Linked DNA regions of Homo sapiens: region 1 is linked to region 2. The links are chromatin loops, found by intact Hi-C in ENCODE. Cell type or tissue: CD14-positive monocyte. All regions are shown on one strand. Links, peaks and the distances in the headings refer to the core of each region. The heading gives the core; the rest is flanking DNA. Region 1 overlaps HECTD1 (HECT domain E3 ubiquitin protein ligase 1). Region 2 has its middle 79 kb from the start of HECTD1.

Region 1 (2,915 bases), core at 121-2,620, 87 kb after region 2:
TGATGTGTCAGTGCTTCTTATTAATGCCTGAACTTATCAAGGTAATGCTCCAGAAAGTAAAACACGTTCAAGATTCGTTTTTGCTTTTACCTGATGTATCGAGTTCTAAAATGTAGTAATGTAAACATGGCCGGGTGCGGTGGCTCATGCCTGTAATCCCAGCACTTTGGGAGGCTGAAGTGGGCAGATCACTTGAGGTCAGGAGTTCAAGACCAGCCTGGCAAACATGGTGAAACCCCATCTCAACTAAAAATACAAAATTTAGCTGAGCACTGTGGCATGTGCCTGTAATCCCAGCTACTTGGGAGGCTGAGGCAGGAGAATCTCTTGAACCTGGGAGCCGGAGGTTGCAGTGAACCAAGATTGTGCCATTGCACTCCAGCCTCGGTGACAGAGTGAGACCGTGCCTCCAAAAAAAAAAAAAAAAGTAAGTAATAGTAATATGAGTTATTAGCTAATGAGCATTTTGTATTCACATCAAAATAGGTGATCATCATATGTATTAATGTTATAAATATGTATTATGGGCATTTCTAGATCTTGCTACTAAATCTGAATATAATTTGAAAGTTATGTCCTCTGGAAATTGAGCATCTCAGAAGATGCTTTTAGGTGCTAGTAGGCTTTATTTAAAAAATAATGATGTCACTTAATTTTGAGGGCACAAAAGGATATACAGTAAAAAGTCCGTTGTCTTCCCTTTCCTGTCTCCTGGTTACTTGGTTCCTCTTCCCAGAGGAAACCACTGTTAATCATTTCCTAGTGTATCCTTCAAGAGATATCCAAGGAACATTGTTTTGAGTCTGGATTCCAAAGTTATTGAACACAGTGGTAAAAAAATCTTTTTTGATATGTTTACACTAAAAGGTAAAAAAATACCTGTACAGGAACAAGTTTTTTAACTTTAAATTGTCTACTTTATGTTAGGTCTTGGAAAGATATGGTGATGACCAAAACAAATACAGCACCTTATGTGCCTAATAGTCTAATAGGGAAAACAGATAATTGTGGGGAAAAAATGTGGTTACAAACTGTGTTAAATGTCATGAAGGAAAAGCTCAGGGTACTGTGACAGCATGAAGCAGGGACAAGACCTGGAGAGGTGGGGATGGGCAGAGTGGTCTTTGGGGAAGTGGTTTTTCTTTTTTTTTTTTTCAAGACAAGAGTCTTGCTCTGTCACCCATGCTGGAGTGTAATAGCGTGATCTGAGCTCACTGCAACCTCCACCTCCCAGGTTCAAGTGATTCTCCTGCCTCAGCCGCCCCAGTAACTGGAATTACATGCACACGCCACCATGCCTGGCTACTTTTTGTATTTTTAAGTAGAGATCGGGTTTCACTATGTTGGCCAGGCTGGTCTCGAATTCCTGACCTCAAGTGATCCGCCCGCCTTGGCCTCCCAAAGTGCTGGGATTACAGGTGTGACCTTTTTTTTTTTTTTTTTTTTTTAAATTAGATGGAGACAAGGTCTCACTAGGTTCCCCAGGCTGATCTAGAACTCCTGAGCTTAAGTGATCCTCCCGCCTTGGCCTTCCAGAGTGCTGGGATTACAGGCGTGAGCCACCGTGCCTGGCCAAGAAAGGGGAAGTGGTTTTTCCTAGAGCTAGGAAGGATGAGTAAGGAGAGATAGGAAGTGGGAACAAAACAAACAAATGCTTGTAGACTTGATAGGAGGCTATGATCCAGAGAGATAGAGGGTTTTGTGATAAAAGTAGAAAGTTGAATATATTTGAGAGAGATTTGGAAGGCAAGATAGTCAGGATTTGTCGAATGATTAAATATGAGAGAGGGAGAAGGAAGTGTCGTGGATGACTCAGGTTACAATGGATGATGATGCCACTCACTGAGAGAGAACACTGGAAAGAGGACCATGTTTGAGAGATTGAGATCATGAGTTTGGGTTTGGATATGTTGAGTATGAGGTACTTTTGAGACATCTCAGTGGAGATATTAAGTAAGCAGTTGTATAAATGGAAATTGGAGGTGAAGCCTGGATTAGAGAAAAATTTTAGAGTCAAGCACCTGTGGAGGTTAATTGTGGCCATGGGATGTGATTGAGATCTAGGGCAGTGATGCTTAAACTCTATGGTCTCAGGACTTCCTTAAGCTCTTAAAAATTATTGTGGATCCTGAAGAACTTTTGTTTATGTTAGTATGCTTACTGCTATTTGCCATATTCAGAATGAAACTGGGAAGTTGTTTTTTTTTTTTTTTTTTTTTTTTTGAGATGGAGTCTTGCTCTGTCACCCAGGCTGGAGTGCAGTGGCACAATCTTGGCTCACTGCAACCTCTGCCTCCTGGGTTCAAGTGATTCTCCAGCATCAGCCTCCCTAGTAGCTGGGATTACAGGTGTGCGCCACCGTGTCCAGCTAATTTTTGTAGTTTTAGTAGAGACGGAGTTTCACCATGTTGGCCAGGCTGATCTTGAACTCCTGACCTCAGGTCAGAACCCAGGAGGCGGAGCTTGCAGTGAGCCGAGATCGCCCCACTGCACTCCAGCCTGGGCGACAGAGCAAGACTCTGTCTCAAAAAAAAAAAAAAAAATTATAATAATAAACCCCTTACATGTTAAAATTTTTTTGTGAAAAATAACTTTTTTAAAAGAAAACATTTTGGGAGAATAGAGGCATTAATTTACATTTTTGCAAATCTCCTTAAAGTCTGCCTTAATGGAAGATAGCTGGATTCTCATATCTGCTTCTGCATTCAGTTTGTTGCATTATGTTATTTTGATTGAAATATATGAAAAAATCATCCACAGATGTATTTGGGAAAGGGAAGAAGAATATTATATTTTTTAACGTAATCATGGATATGCTTCTTTGATAACATGTCAAAATTCAACAAGTGATAGTTTCTTAAGGATTAGTTATAATGTGGATTCTGTTTTTTTTTTTTTTTTTTTCTTCGAGGCAG
Region 2 (2,915 bases), core at 89-2,588:
TCATCCCAAGGGCTGGACACAGTGGCTCACACTTGTAATCACAGCAATTTGGGAGGCCAAGGCGAGAGGATCTCCTGAGCTGAGGAGTTTGAAGTTACAGTAAGCTATAATTGTGCCACTGCACTGCAGCCTGAGCTACCAAGTGAGACCCTATCTTAAAAACATAATTTTTTAAGAAGAATCATTCTAGGCCCAAGTCATATCCTCCATGATGACATATACCATATTTTCTCTGATCTGTATTCCAGTAATAGGGAGTAGGGTCAATCCCTTCCTTTTTATAAACCTGCAGGCATTTCTTCATTATCCCAGATATGCATTGATCCTCCCACAGTCTCACCAACATTCAGCATCAACACACTGACAGATTCAGTAAGACAGGAATGCTCAGGATGTCAGTGCATATAGAAGGACTTGATCACAGGAAATCAACACAGCAAGATTGGTTCATTAATGGTGTTGTCATCAGTCTCAGGAGCTTTTGGGACTTTTTCTCCAAATTCCCAGGAAGTTCCATATCTTTTCTTTATATTGTGTTTTAGCCACACCATAGCATCTGTTTAAAAGGCCGTTTGGTGGGCTTAAAGTAAGGGTTCAGGTTATATATTCATTGCCAGTGACTTAAAGACTACCACATCACAAACCAAGCCCTCCAATCAGTTCAGGAGGCCCTCAAAGGTCAGAAAAGGGCACCCAGCTTCCACATGAGTGTATTCAGCCAAGTGCCTTCAAATTCTGGATGCTCTGCCCTGTATGACTGTGCAATACAAAAAAACATCTAGGGCTGGAATGCATGTCTCCTGGTACAACTAAGAGAACTAAGTCAAAAATGTCTCTTCATGGGCTGGGCACAGTGGCTCACTCCTGTAATCCCAGCACTTTGGGAGGCCAAGGCAGGTGGATTGCTTGAGCCCAGGAGTTTGAGATTGGTAACAACAGGAGGTAGAGAAACTCTAGGCAGACAACAGCAGGTCCCTGATGAAGCCCCACCCTCGTGGAAAAGCCATGGCCCAAAGTGAGAACTTCTATCCCTGTTTTCCCACTCAAATGTTGCCTTTTCCTAAACCATCCATGGTCCACCCCCCATCCTGTGCCTATAAATACCCCAGACTCAGCCGGCAGAGAGGAGAAGCAGCTGGACATAGGAGACTACAGCTGGACATCGGAGAGAAGTGGCTTAACTTCAGAGTAACAGCTTGGTGACATAACTTTGAAGAAGAATCTGGCCAAAGACAGCTGGACTTCAGGGGAAGATTACCTACCCCCATCCCCTTTAATCTCCCCTTCCCACTGAGAGCCACTTCATCAGCAATAAAATCCCCCACACTTACCATCCTTCAATTTGTTTGTGCGACCTCATTTTTCCTGGATGCTGGACAAGAGCTTGGGAACCACAGGCGCGGAAACAAAAGGGCCCACGGACCTGTTAACACCTGAGCTGTCCATGGACAGCAGAGCTAAAAGAGCACTGTAACATGCCCTCTGGGGCTTCAAGGGTTGTGGGCACCACCTCCCCAGTCATGCTATGGGGCCTCAAAAGTGCTCACCCCAGCTCCTGCACATGCTCACCTGTGCACTCCCTCCCACATGGGGAGGAATGCAGCAGGTCCAAGTGAGTGGAGTTTGCCCCTGCTGGCACCAAAGTGAACAGCAGGTTCCAGCACTCGTGCACTCCGGTTCCCACCTTGTTCACTCACATGCTCCCTCCCATGAGGAGTCGAGAGCTATAGGCTGAGTAAATGAGGCACCCCTGTTGCCAATCCCACGAAGAGGTCAGGGAAATATCCCGCTTCAAGACCAGCCTGGAAAACATGGCAAAACCCCATCACTACTAAAAACACAAAAATGAGCCAGGTGTAGTGGCACATGTCTGTAATCCCCATTACTTGGGAGTCTGAGGCACAAGAATCGCTTGAACCTGGGAGGCTGATATCACGCCACTGCACTACAGCCTGGGTGACAAAGCAAGACACTCTCTCTCTCAAAAAAAAAAAAAAAAAGAAGCCTCTTCCCCCAAATAGTCGTTTGAAGAGTGTAACACCAGTCTGGGTAACATAGTGAGACCTGGTCTCTACTGAAAAAAGAAAATCTGCTAGGCATGGTGGTACATGCCCATAGTCCAAGCTACTTAGGAAGCTGAGGTGGGAGAATGACTTGAACCTGGGAGATGGAGGCTGCAGTGAGTAATGATTGCACCAGTGCATGCCAGCCTGGGTGACAGAGTGAGACCCTGTCTCAAAAATAAAACAAATAAAAAAAGTGTAGCACCACCTTCTGCTGGTATTTGCACTATTTTTGGAGGAGTAACGTCACAGTACCCCCATCAAAGAAGTGATCTCTAAAGCACCTGGTGGCCATGGATCGTGCTTTTCAGAGTTTGAACATGTTTTCTCCGAAGATCATCATGTGTCTGTTGATCTGGATGTCAACAGCAACCAAGAGTCTTGTAACATTAATTTTAAGAGAAGAATTATCTTTTTTGCAGCATCCTAAAGAATTCCCTTTATCTTTATTATAAGATTTTTCATTACGAGGGAAAAAATTCAGCCCTCAAACTACTGAACTATTAAAAAACCCACTAAACTATGATAATGTTAATGCAAAATTGAAAATATTTGAAATAACTGTATATTCTTGAAAAAAAGTACAATACTAAAATGTTGTCATTTTGGCCGGGCATGGTGGCTTACGCCTGTAATGCCAGCATTTTGGGAGGCCGAGGCAGGCCAATCACTTGAGGCCAGGAGTTCGAGACCAGCCTGGCCAACATGGTGAAACCTTGTTTCTACTAAAAAAATAAAAATTAGCCATGTGTGGTGGCCCACACCTGTAATCCCAGCTACTCGGGAGGCTGAGGCAGGTGAATTGCTTGAACCCAGGAGGTGGAAGTTGCAATGAGCTAAGATTGCACCACT

The links. Peaks named below come from ENCODE experiments on the same cell type or tissue, not always from the same donor. Only the 100,000 strongest peaks of a DNase experiment are listed, where the experiment ranks them.
Region 1: it touches region 2 in a loop (2.2-fold over the local background); 17 of 110 quality-filtered maps call a loop at or near these places.

Annotation. Positions count from the first base shown.
Region 1 is chr14:31,199,023-31,201,937 of GRCh38, reverse strand. The region is part of intron 2 of HECTD1 (HECT domain E3 ubiquitin protein ligase 1); the gene reads left to right. Among named protein-coding and RNA genes, the nearest start is that of HECTD1, 7.3 kb to the left of the region's middle. In CD14-positive monocyte, for the core only: no CTCF peak of the experiment used is centred there; DNase peaks (open chromatin) are centred at 1,587 and 1,837; H3K27ac peaks cover 995 bases.
Region 2 is chr14:31,285,626-31,288,540 of GRCh38, reverse strand. It overlaps the pseudogene NARS1P1. Among named protein-coding and RNA genes, the nearest start is that of HECTD1, 79 kb to the right of the region's middle. In CD14-positive monocyte, for the core only: CTCF peaks have their summits at 1,391 and 1,592; no DNase peak of the experiment used is centred there.